Regions from separate parts of the Homo sapiens genome. Here region 2 is linked to region 1. The links are chromatin contacts, found by Hi-C or POLR2A ChIA-PET in ENCODE. All regions are on one chromosome and are shown on one strand. The core of a region is the stretch at or near the end of the contact, and the rest is flanking DNA. Distances in the headings are between cores, read along the strand shown. Region 1 holds the start of RMC1 (regulator of MON1-CCZ1). Region 2 overlaps SLC35D4 (solute carrier family 35 member D4).

The links. Hi-C counts contacts between places; a loop is a spot of excess contacts on that map. ChIA-PET counts read pairs that join two places held with the same protein, here RNA polymerase II (POLR2A). Pooled maps may share reads with other maps.
Region 2: a map of CD8-positive, alpha-beta T cell shows a loop between it and region 1 (6-fold over the local background). The contact joins the enhancer-like site here to the promoter of RMC1 in region 1. A Hi-C loop is called at or near these places in 2 of 168 maps with a recorded cell type or tissue (B cell and CD8-positive, alpha-beta T cell), 2 of 37 single-sample maps with no recorded cell type and 7 of 50 pooled maps. POLR2A ChIA-PET finds 5 or more read pairs at or near these places in 4 of 52 experiments (GM12878, Panc1, activated B cell and 1 more).

What each region holds. Positions count from the first base shown.
Region 1 is chr18:23,501,010-23,507,040 of GRCh38, reverse strand. RMC1 (regulator of MON1-CCZ1) reads right to left here and starts at 3,530. Exons shown (of 20, transcript NM_013326.5): 1 at 3,321-3,530; 2 at 2,594-2,670; 3 at 1-71. The coding sequence starts at 3,422. It also overlaps a transcript of NPC1 not described here. RefSeq lists enhancers at 1,070-1,573, 2,819-2,918 and a silencer at 3,169-3,818.
Region 2 is chr18:23,356,842-23,362,872 of GRCh38, reverse strand. The region is part of intron 11 of SLC35D4 (solute carrier family 35 member D4); the gene reads left to right. Among named protein-coding and RNA genes, the nearest start is that of SLC35D4, 78 kb to the left of the region's middle. RefSeq lists an enhancer at 4,002-4,121. Within about 2 kb of position 3,877, at least 24 of the 41 ENCODE cell types and tissues checked have a DNase peak (open chromatin) inside an H3K27ac peak, as active enhancers do; they include GM12878, where a contact is called at or near this core.

The sequences.
Region 1 (6,031 bases), core at 2,281-4,780:
TCCTCTGAACAGCCAATATCTTATTTTCTAAGGAAAACTTAATGCACTTCACTTCTCCTTTGTCATCCATTCTTTAAGAAGAAAGATTGTGTTAGTAGTTAAATAACCGAATTCTAGCTACTACCATTTATTGAAAAGGCAAAAGACACAATCTATATTCAGGAGGCAGCAAATTCTAGTCTAAAATTAAAATTATGTTTCGGAAGCCATCAGTAGGACCTCTTTTCAAACTACCAAATCCAACTGGAAAGAACTTGCTGGGAAACTTACAGTATTATGGGTAACAAGTGATTGAAGAATTCAGATCACACACACATATCACCTGAGAATTGTTCCAACATAAATAACTATAGACCCGCTCAGGAGCCTTCTCCGTAACTGCTGTTTCTCTCTCACAGCAAAGCTTCTGGAAAGAACTATCTACTTGTGCATCTCACAGCACATTCATTATGCAACCCAGATGGCTCCACTACAGTGTCTCATGACCGCCTCAGACAGATGTTAAAAAGTGAACTCAGCTGGGCACAGCGGCCTACACCTGTAATCCCAGCACTGTGAGAGGATGAAGCAGGAGGATCACAGGAATTCGAGACCAGCCTCAGCAACACAGTGAGACCCCGTCTCTATTCCAATACATACATTTTTTAAATTAAAAATTCATTTAAAAAAAAAAAACTCAAGGGATGGATTACAGAAGGGCCCAAGGAAACTTTTCGGGGTCTGAACATGTTCATTGCCTTGATTGTGGTGATGGTTTCATGGGTGTATACATGTCAAAACTCACATATTGCATAATATTAAGTGTGTACAGTTTATTATGTGTCAACTATGCCTCAATAAAGCTGCTTTTAAAAATCTTTTTTTTTTTTTTTTTGAGACGGAGTCTTGCTCTGTTGCCCAGGCTACAGTGCAGTGGCATGATCTCGGCTCACTGCAACCTCTGCCTCTCGGGTTCACGTGATTCTCCTGCCTCAGCGTTCCGAGTAGCTGGGATTACAGGCACGTGCCACCACACCTGGCTAATTTTTGTATTTTTAGTAGAGACAGGGTTTCACCATGCTGGCCAGGCTGGTCTCGAACTCCTGATCTCAAGTGATCCACCCGCCTCGGCCTCCCAAAGTGCTGGGATTACAGGCATGAGCCACCGCGCCCAGTCTAAAAACTCTTTTTAAGTTAAATTCAGTACCTTCCCCCCACCCACAAACTTCTTAGAGCCCCCAATCTAGATTATCACGGGCTCACTCGTTTTCCACACCCAACCGACCCCCGGGTCTTACGAGAGACCCATCTTCCTAAGTATCCCTTGATTGCCTATGCAATGCCACTCTACACCACCAGAGCGCTGCTCTTCACCACACATGGCTCGCTGATTGCTACTCTCCATAGCATCCCTAACTCTGACAGGCTCCCAACTAAGCCAGCCTCCGTGCTGTGAACAGCATGATCTTGCCAAACACTGACATGATCATCCCACACCCCACCTGATAAGTTTCAATAAGAAGATAAAGCTCTAATTTCATAGGAGAATATGTAAGGTTCAAGCTGGCCCCTGCCAGTGGCCACACCACCACCATTTCCCCTTCCCTGTGGAGACACCCTATGTAACCTTCAGTTACACAGACCCAGAGTTCCCCAAAACACCATGCTCGAACCCCATCCATACTTTAAAACCTTGCTCAGGCCGGGTGCAGCGGCTCATGCCTGTAATCCTAGCACTGTGGGAGTCTGAGGCGGGCGGATCGTTTTGAGGTCAGGAGTTCGAAACCAGCCTGGCCAACACGGTGAAACCCCATCTCTACTAAAAATACAAAAAAAATTAGCCGGGCGTGGTGGTGGGCGCCTCTAATCCCAGCTACTTGGGAAGCTGAAGCAGGAGAATCACTTGAACCTGGGAGGCGGAGGTTGCAGTCAGCCAAGATCGCACCACTGCACTCCACCCTGGGGAACAGAGGGAGGCTCCCTCTCAAAAAAGGACAGTTTCTCATTAACACAGACCAACAGTAAAATTTTTTAAGTCACTACTGAATTGAGGGCCTACATTATACTTTCACCTTCTGTAAGCACCAGTGTTACAGTGGCCAGATAGCTTATCATCCAAATCGAGACACTTCTGAAAGTGAAAGGCCCTGCTGTTGATCATTAAACCTGTTCAACAGTGCGAACTGGGACTATGCAGTCACCTTAAGTATAGTGGAAGCCATGATTTTCTTGTATTATTACATGAGAAACAATGAATCTCCTCCACCTGCCACTCTGGAAAGACCTGGGCTAAAGAAATGAACGCCCTCCTCTGTGAACAAACCAGAAATGGGCACATCATCACGCTGACTTGTTAATTTCCAGTGCTAGGAAGTGGCTGCCCCACTTTTGAAGTATTTGGCTCCCAAATCAACTGCTCCAGATATTCCACTCTGACAAGAGGTGCTAGTAAGTGCCACGAAGACCCTCCCTACAGACAGGAATTCCATGTGCGCACACAGACTTCAGGCCTCTTAGGGCAGACCAAATGACAAAATTATAAAAAACCATTTGAATTAGAAAAACATCATTCTGTTTACATGACAAAATGATCTGAAAGTGTCTATACCATTACCTAAATGAGATGGGATTCCTATCATCTGGGCCTTTAACTACCACGCCAGTAGCTCCACCAGATCGAACAGCAAAAACCTGAGAGGGAAAAGCAGCAAGGTTAACAGCCTGAACTCTGAAAGGATCTAAACTCAGAAGCCAACCCGCAAGCGATTATTTCTGTTATACACCACCCTGGGTTCAACTAAAGTAACACGGCACATATCAAGGTACAGATGTTTGGCTGCTCAGGTGAATTTTAAAAACCAAGAGCAGAGAGCGAAAAGGATGCCACCGTGACACCGGGTCGGGTTCCCGAGGCTCCAAGTTCTAACACCGGTTCGCGCATCGGCGCCGCTGATACGCCTGAAGTACAGTCTTTTCCCCCTTTACAAAATTTCAAGGAAAATGAAAATCTCGACGTCTAAACCCTTGACTACGAGTGTAACTAATGACAAACACAACAAAAGAAGCCTAGATAAGACGGGCGCGCCAACAATTGAGACACTGGCCACGGGGCCACTGCATCCGCGCAGCTGGCTCGGGGGTCCAGCCCCGAGGTCACCTGCGAGGACACCTGGCCGCGGCTGAGCCCACCCAACAAGGAAGGAGCGCGCGCCGCCTCCCGCGCTGGGACGGGACGGGACAGGACAGGAGGGGACGCTCGGGCCTGGTCGCGCGGGACCGGCCTTGGCGCGCCCACGACCCCGGCAGGGCCGCGCGGGGGAGGAAGCGCGGGCGCGCCGGACCTGCTTGTTGGCCTCATCGAAGAAGACGCAGTTGACAGGGTTCGCCTTCTCGAACTGCACCGGCCGCTCGCACAGCTCCAGATAGTAGTCCTCCTCGCCCATGGCGGGCGCCGCGCCCGCGGCGGGGGCCCCGGGGGCGGTCGCCAGAGTGGAGCAGGATGCGCGGTGGAGCCCGGCCCGGACTGTAGCGGCGGCTGCGGCTGCGGCTCTGGGCCCGGCGCGGACGCCGCTTCCTGGTGCCACGCCCCCACCCCGCCCACCACGTGACCCGCGGCCCTCTGCGCTTAAACGGGCAGCGTCTGGCTGCGGTGGGGCCCACCGGCCTTAACCACGCCCCGCCCGGCGCTGGAGGCTCCTCCCCTCTCCCCGAGGGCGGTCGGAACGCGGCGGCGTGACCCGGAAGCCCGCGTGGTTCCCCGCGGACCGAGGGCGGCGTAGCCGCCAACCCTACCCTGCTGCGAGTTCCTGTGCCCGGCTCGGTCGCCCCTGCCCCAACCTGTACCCCCGCGTGGGACCGCTCCCGGTCTAGGAAAGGCTCCTCCTTGCTTTCGGGAGGATTTCCCAAGTGCCTCCCGCGCCAGAGTTCCAGCCTCTGGGAGCTTCGTCAGGGAGAAGGGGCTGAAGGCTCACTGAGCAGGTGTAGGGGCGCCAGAGACCGTCTCCAGTCCCCTCAGCGCTTCTGCGGGCTCTTCCGCTGGAGCCAGAAACCGAATTGACAAGAGGCAGATAAACAAAAGAAAAGCATACACACTTTATTAGTTTTTCATGGGGACCTTCAAAAGAGAGTGAGGTCTGAAGAAGTGGCCACAGCAAGATGCTTTTATACTTTTTAGACAAAGAATGATGCATTTGAGAAGAAAGCACAAAAGGCATCTGGCTGGGGCGATACATTTCTAAGAGAGTCACTAGGAGAAATATTGGGGAGGGTGTAAAATTAGTGGAAGGTAAGTGTTACTTGGGAAGTTCATTTATTCAGGTCCATTGCAGCCCCAACTCCCAGTCTCTGGTGATAAGGGCTATTTTCTGACCCGGGTACAGAGAGGGTGCCACTCCCAGAGGAATCTTTACTGCTTATTCCCTGTAGGAAACGACAGGTCATCTAGCCCTTTCTGAAACTACAATTTCTCCGGTGTTTTTAGCTCAAAATAATATACCAATTTTTGGACATATTTTGGGATAGCACATCCTTCACTCCTTGCTAGTAACAGGGAAACCTAATATAGATTGTGGGTCAGCAAGCCTTTTTACTTGATAAGAAACATGAAATTTACCATGTTAGCCCCTCTTTTTTTGTTTGTTTCAGAGACAGAGTGTCTCTGTGCCCAGGCTGGAGAGCAGTGATGCGAACACGGCTCACTGCAGTCTCAACCTCCCATCTCAGCCTCACAAGTAGCTGGGACCACGGGTGCATGCCACCACACCTGGCTCATTTTTTTATTATTATGCTTTGTAGAGACAGCGTTCTCTGTTGCCCAGGCTGGTCTCAGACTCCTGGCCTCAAGTGATTCTCTCGCTGACCGTGCTCAGCCCCCATGTTAACCCTTTATTTTTATTGTTTATTTTATTTTATTTTGAGACGGAATTTCGTTCTTGTTGCCCAGGCTGGAGTGCAATGGCCCTGTCTCGGTTCACTGCAACCTCCACCTCCCGGGTTCAAGCGATTCTCCCGCATCAGCCTCCCAAGTAGCTGGGATTACAGGCACCTGCCACCATGCCCAGCTAATTTTTTTGTGTGTATTTTTAGCAGAGACCGGGTTTCACCATGTTGGCCAGGCTGGTCTCCAACTCCTAACCTCAGGTGATCTGCCCACCTTGGCCTCCCACAGTGATGAGATTACAGGCATGAGCCACCGCGCCCGGCCCCGTGTTAACCCTTTTTGAGGTGTTCAGTAGTATCAGGCATATTCACATTATTGTGAAATACGTTTCCAGAAACTTTTTATCTTGCAAATCTGATTCTGTCCCTAAATTTGACTACTCTAAGTATCTCATATAAGTGGATTTTATAGTATTTGTCCATTAGTGTCTGGCTTCTTTTGCTTAGCAAAATATCCTCAAGGTTCATCCATGTAGCATGTGTCAGGATTTCCTTCCTTCATTAAGGCCGAAAAAGATTCCATTTTATGTATATAGCACATTTTGTTTATCCATTCGTCTGTTGATGGGCATGTGGGTTGTTCCCACCTTTGGCTGTTGTGAATAAAGCTATGCAAATATCTGTTCAATATTCTGTTTTTAATTCTTTTGGGTCTATACCCAAAAGTTGGATTACTGGATCATATGGTAGTTCTATTTCTCAGAGAGCTATTTTTGAGTGGCTTTGATGTCTGAGCCCAGGAGTTTGGTTTGGAGCATGTGAATCCAAGGAGAAATGACATCTAGGCAGATGGATATATTGGTCTGAAACTCATCAGAGGAGTGACAAGACTGGAAATGTAAGACTTCTACACTCAGCCTCACCCACCCAGGCCCATGTCACACATGGAAAAACCGATAACTCCAGAACCCTGCTCTCCAGCCACACAGTGCCATCCCTGCAGCTGGCTTGTTTAGCTGCTCCCTGTGACTCTTCCTCAACATCACCAGTTTGCCCTGTCATTGTTCTGTCCTCTCTACCCAAGTCTATCTGCCCTCTCCTCTCTTCCCTTCCCTCCTCATCAGCTTTGATTTCATTTCTCTGCATTCCAGTTATTTTTTGCCATTACCTTCAA
Region 2 (6,031 bases), core at 2,628-5,127, 140 kb after region 1:
AGCTGGAAGGAATCTTGGTGATTATCCCAGGTGCCACCAAATTGTATTAATTACTTATGCATCATCCTAATACAAATGAGGAAATTGAAACCCTGAGGAGTTAAGTGATGTGACCAAGATGATGCAGAGTAGGCGACTAGCAGAGGGAGACTGGGGTTAGGTCTCCTGACCCTCTTTCTAACTTTTTCTTTTTAAATGCTGCTGCTCTTTCAGTGATCCTACACTTTATTGCCTTTCTTTGTTTGTTTTTTGTTTTTTGTTTGTTTGTTTGTTTGAGACAGAGTCTCGCTCTGTTGCCCAGGCTGGAGTGCAGTGGTGCAATCTTGGCTCACTGCAACCTCCGCCTCCCAGGTTCAAGTGATTCTCCTGCCTCAGCCTCCCAAGTAGCTGAGATTACAGGCACCTGCCACCATGCCTGGCTAATTTTTGTATTTTTAGTAGTGACAGGGTTTCACGATACTGGCCAGGCTGGTCTCGAATGCCTGACCTCAAGTGATCTGCCTGCCTCAGCCTCCCAAAGTGCTGGGATTACAGGCATGAGCCACCACGCCCAGTCCCCCTACACTTTACTATGAAGTATCCCACTCCAGTGAATGCTTTTGTACAACGTTCCTAAATTTTGGTCTGGAGCTGCTTTTGGTTTGGGGGATGTGTTTAGCCACCAGTTTCTGAACATGGTGACTGCTGGTAATAGTTTAGACATTTTGGCCAACAGTCTGACATTTTACCTTGAGTTATTGCTAAACTTTTAGGTCAATACAAAAATACCTTGGACACTTAATTACTCCCTGGGAATACAAAGTGGTCAGAAGTATATGATTGTAGAATGTCCTGGGCAGAGGAGTAATTTGAAATAGGCTTCAGTTTCTTTTTGAGGTAATGAAAATATTCTGGAATTAGATAGTGGTGATGGTTGCACAACTCTATGAATATACTAAAAACCACTGAAGTGTACACTTTAAAAGGGTGAATTTTATAGTATGCAAATTATATCTCAATAAGAAAATGTATTGGGGGAATAAAAGGACATCTTTCTCATTTGAAAACCTGTTTGGAGCTTAATTATGCCGGAAGGGATACTTGCATGGATTAATTTTCCTTCAAGTTATATTTTCATAATTTTTGAAAAAGAGTGGACACAAATGTTCACCTTCCCTTCCGTCTCCTGCAGGATGGGGGATGGGTCTGCAGTGGGCAACCCAGGGCATTGTGGAGCCTGTTGGATTCATCAGAGAGAGTCCTGGGACACTGCTCTTGAAGGACTCTTCTCTGCAACTTCGATTTGTTGAAGTTTCCTGCTAGCTGAGGTGGGGTCATTGCAGAGGCCAGGTACAGAAAGTCGGGCTTATAAGAAGGGTTTTGCTGGGCCGTGGCACTGCTGAAGTGGCTGTGGGCTCCCTTGCTGTAAGGGAGCAGGACTACTCTTACAGGGTGGCTCCAATTCCTGCCGATTCATTCATTAGCTTTCTGATTGGACCAAGTCTAGCCCACTTCAAGGTAGAACAGAACTTTATTCTTTTTCACTTGCTTATTACACTTGCTATCTAGAACGTCTGCAGTGGGGCCTGAGTGTGTGTTGGATGAGCTGTCTTCCTGGTTCCCTGCTGCTCCAGTTAAGACACAGTCACAGTCAGTCTCCATAGGGATAGTCTTGGAAGAATCTGTTCATACTTTCTGACATTTTACAGCAGGGCTCAATTCTTTTTGGTTTCTTCTTACCCCTTCTTTTTTTCTATTTTTCTTTTTCTTTTTTTTTTTTTTTTTTTTTTGAGACAAAGTCTCGAACTCTCTTGCCCAGGCTGTAGTACAGTGGCACAATCTCTGCTCACTGCAACCTCTGCCTCCTGGGTTCAAGTGATTCTCCTGTGTCAGCCTCCCAAGTAGCTAGGATTACAAGTGCCCGCCACCACGCCCAGCTAATTTTTGTATTTTTAGTAGAGACGGGGTTCCACCATGTTGGTCAGGCTGGTCTTGAACTCTTGACCTCAAGTGATCCACCCGCCTTGGCCTCCCAAAGTGCTAGGATTACAGGCGTGAGCTGCTGCACCCAGCCCCTTCTTTTATTACCTGTATCTTAGTTATTTGGTAGTACTTTAAAAACATTTTTAAATTGATATGTAATTTACATATATGAAATATACATGTTAAATGTATAGCTCGATCAATTTTGGCAAATCTACACACCTGCGTAACTTATACCCCATCAAGATATAAAACATTTCTGTCACTGCAGAAAGCTTCCTAGTCACTCCCTCTCCACACCATGAGACCTCTATGGATCTGATATCTGTTACCATAGATAAGTTCTGTCTATTCTCAAGCTGTTATAAATGGAATCATCAGTACTTTTTGTGTCTGGCTCATGAAGCACAATGTTTAGAGATTCATTCATGTTGTTGCGTATATCATGAGTTTGTTCCTTTTTGTTGCTGGTAGGGTTCCATTGTATGCATATACCACGTTTGTTTATCCATTTACCTGTTGATGCTCACCTGGGCTGTTCCCAGCTTGAGGCTGCTCTGAACATTCTCATACCAGCCTTTTTGTGACTTATGTTTTCACGTCTCTTGGATGAACATTTCAGAATAGGATTACTGGGTCTTAGAGTAGATGTATGTTTCACTTTCTAAGAAAGGATGTTTTCCAAAGTGTTTGTACCATTTTCCACTCCCACCCAGCAGTATGTGAGAGTTCCAGTTGCTCCACATCCTTACCAGCATTTAACATTGTCAGTCCTATTTTAACTCTTCTAGAGGGTGTGTGAGGGCTTCTGGATAGTGCTTTTGACTGAGCTTCCCTCCTCACTCACTCCTGAGTGATTGGAAGGAGGAGCTCTCTTGCAGGTGCACCTTTGGAGTGCGCTGGCAGCGGTGGTGGGACTCAGGCAGACAGTTCTTCATGCCCTCAGCATGGGCCCCACCACAGAGTTTGCTCCGAGAATCTCAGAACCTTCCTTGAGAAGAGGATCACCTTTCCCCCTTGCACTCTTTTAAGTATAGTAGAGGAAATTTCCCCTGTTAAAGAGTTTATACTTCCTATTTGTATGGGGCCCCTTAGCTGTGGTGTTCAAGAGAGCTCTAGAGAATTTCACGGAACAAGAGGAGCAGGGAGACTCAGGAATCTGACCCAGAAACAACCTTGTTACCTGGTGTGTCTGTGGCTCATGTGTGAGACAGAGCAAGCAGCACTAATTACTGCTTGGAACCGACCTCCTGTTTTCCTGCCAGTTTTGAGGGCGAGAACATGAGAGGAAATTTTCTTCACGTTCAAATATCAGTTAGTCTCGAATGTGGTAATATTGTGTCACACTTTTCACCATGGCAATTTCATGCTTTGTAATCTTTAGAAAGATGGGATTCACTCGCTCACTCAGAGTCAGCAGAATTGTAACTGCAGAACACAACAGTGAGGGCCTAACTCGGACTCCATTGCATAAGCCGCGTGTTGCTGTAGCAAAACATGTTTACAACTCTTTTTTTTTTTTTTTTTGAGATGGAGTCTCACTCTGTCGCCCAGGCTGGAGTGCAGTGGGACAATCTCGGCTTACTGCAACCTCTGCCTCCCAGATTCAAGCAATTCTCTGCCTCAGCCTCCTGAGTAGCTGGGATTACAGGCACCCGCCACCACGCCCAGCTAATTTTTGTATTTTTAGTAGAGATGGGGTTTCACCATCTTAGCCAGGCTGGTCTTGAACTCCTGACCTCGTGATTCACCCACCTCAGCCTCCCAAAGTGCTGGGATTACAGGCGTCAGCCACCGCGCCCAGCCTTGTTTACAAACTCTTTAGCCACTTGATTTGTGCTTAAGCCGTGTAGTTCAGCACTAGATGGTGCAGGAGTGTTGTTTTGCAGCAGACTCCTGGATCGAGTTTGCATGTGGCTGGGGCCAGCCAGCCACACGCTGCAACCTCTTCCGGGGGTATTTATAGCACAGTCACTAACATTTGCTGTTCCTGGGTTGCCGTGCACCCTCTCTGCTTAGGAGTACTACTTTAGCAAAAGAGAAGCCAGGTGGAAGGCATCGAAGGGGAATATTTGAGGTCAGCTTGAAATTGAGGACCACAGAGCCAGCTGGAAACTAGAACATTAGCTCTAGGGAAGGCAAGAGATGATCAGGTCTTTCCAATACTCTTGGTTTGGTAGTGCTTGCTGTGTGCTGGGTATATTGGTTATGGTGCTGACACACAGTGGGTGCAGGGGTGAGGAAAATAGCATCCCCACTCTCAAGGACTCGCTAATTCTAGGAGGAGGAGGGACAGGTGTGAAGTCAGCTAAGTGGTGTGTGAGAAACCAATGTGTGATGGTTTTAGAAATGGCTCAAAGGTAAGGGCTAGCTATTCTTATTTTCTCTCTCTCATTATGGGGTCAGTTTTCAGGATTTGGGTGGGGGTTATGATTTCCCGAGGACTGTGTTTTTTTTTCTTTCTTTCTTTTCCTCCCTCCTAGTCTTCCTCTGACCACACTTCTGCTCTTTAGACCCCCTCCAAAGCCTGGGCTGGGCTGTAAAAGCTGCCACGCGCCATGAGTCCCGTTCACCCTGCTGGAGCATTTCTGATGAAAGACTGGGTGCTGAGAGGGGTGAAGCCTGAGAGGACTCAAGGTCCTAAGTTTCATTCGTCTCCCTCTCCGCCGTTCCTCATTATCACATTGGCTGCGCTGCAGTTCCTCTCACACTGAGAAGGAAACTGGGAAAGGGCCAAGAGCACACAGCTGCCAAAGAGACGGAACGAATTCTCCATGGACGTGGACAGACTCTCCCTCCACTTTGCCTGAATGGAGGGCTCTGGCCACTCTCTAGGTCTGGGGTCCCCAGGGCACCCTTGCCTATCACTTCTATGGGGAAAGGGACTTCAGAATATATCCACGCTCTTCGCACACTAAATGACAACTGATGTTGTCATTTACAAATTCCCTCTACCAACACGGTTTGACAGTAGAGCTATTCAGAGGAATCGTGGCTGAAAGAGAACAAGAAATCTTGTTGGGCTTCATGAAAACCAGATCCCAAGAAATCCCTTCCTTGTAGTTAAACACACACTCACTCGCAGAAACAACACAAAGAAAATAACAGTCATAATTTTAAAAAGCCCTCCAAAGAAATTGAACTCAGAACTTTCCTTACCAATAGATAGTTGAATCATTTGAGATCGTTTGGGTCTCCAAGAAAGCATAGGAGCCCATCATGTCTTTTGATCTGAAACCCTTGATTAATAGCGTAGTGGTGAAGGAAATGCTGCCTGTGTGTTCCACTGTACACTTAATATACTAGCAATACTTAGGAAAATCAGCCCTCTCCCCCAGGCCCCCAGAACTGAGAGACAGGCCAAGGCCCAGGGGTCTGGAAGACCAGGCTCTCCAAGGGGTTCAGAAATTCCAGATTTGGAAGACAAGCTATCTGCTGTGGAAATGCTTAATTCCTTTTCTCCGGACATTTTTGGAAGGCTTTCTGCTTTTTTAATCTCCTGACTTCTTGTTTGTGACCAAGTTCAAATTCCAGAGAGGGAAGCAGCCAATATGTGTGATTATTTCCTCTTGCACCAAGTGGAACTAAAAGAATGAACTTACTTCACAAGAAACAAATGTACCCTTTGGACCTCAAACTAAAATGAATTTGCACAGTTGGTCTGGCCCCCGTGCTGTTCTTGCAGTCATTAAACATAAAAATGAAAAAAAAAATGTCAGGGCAGTACATTCATGACCTTTTTTTAGATATAAGGCAGAAAAGAAGAAAAGAGTCTTGAAAAAGATTCTTTTATCCTGCATGCTCCCTTGTGCAGGGTTGGCTGCCTGGTAGAGAGGAGACAGCCTAAGGTTTGGATTGACTGGAGTTAACATTCTGGCTCCATTGTTTAAGAGTTGTGCAATCTTAGCCATGTTTCTTAACTTCTCTGAGCCTTAGTTTAAATGGGCACAATAGAACCTCACAGAGTTGTTACTAAGATTGAAAGAGATAAATACATAAAGATTTTAGTATTGGGCCCTGCACAAGGCATGCTCTCACTAAATGGGCATTATTATTATCATACTGTTAT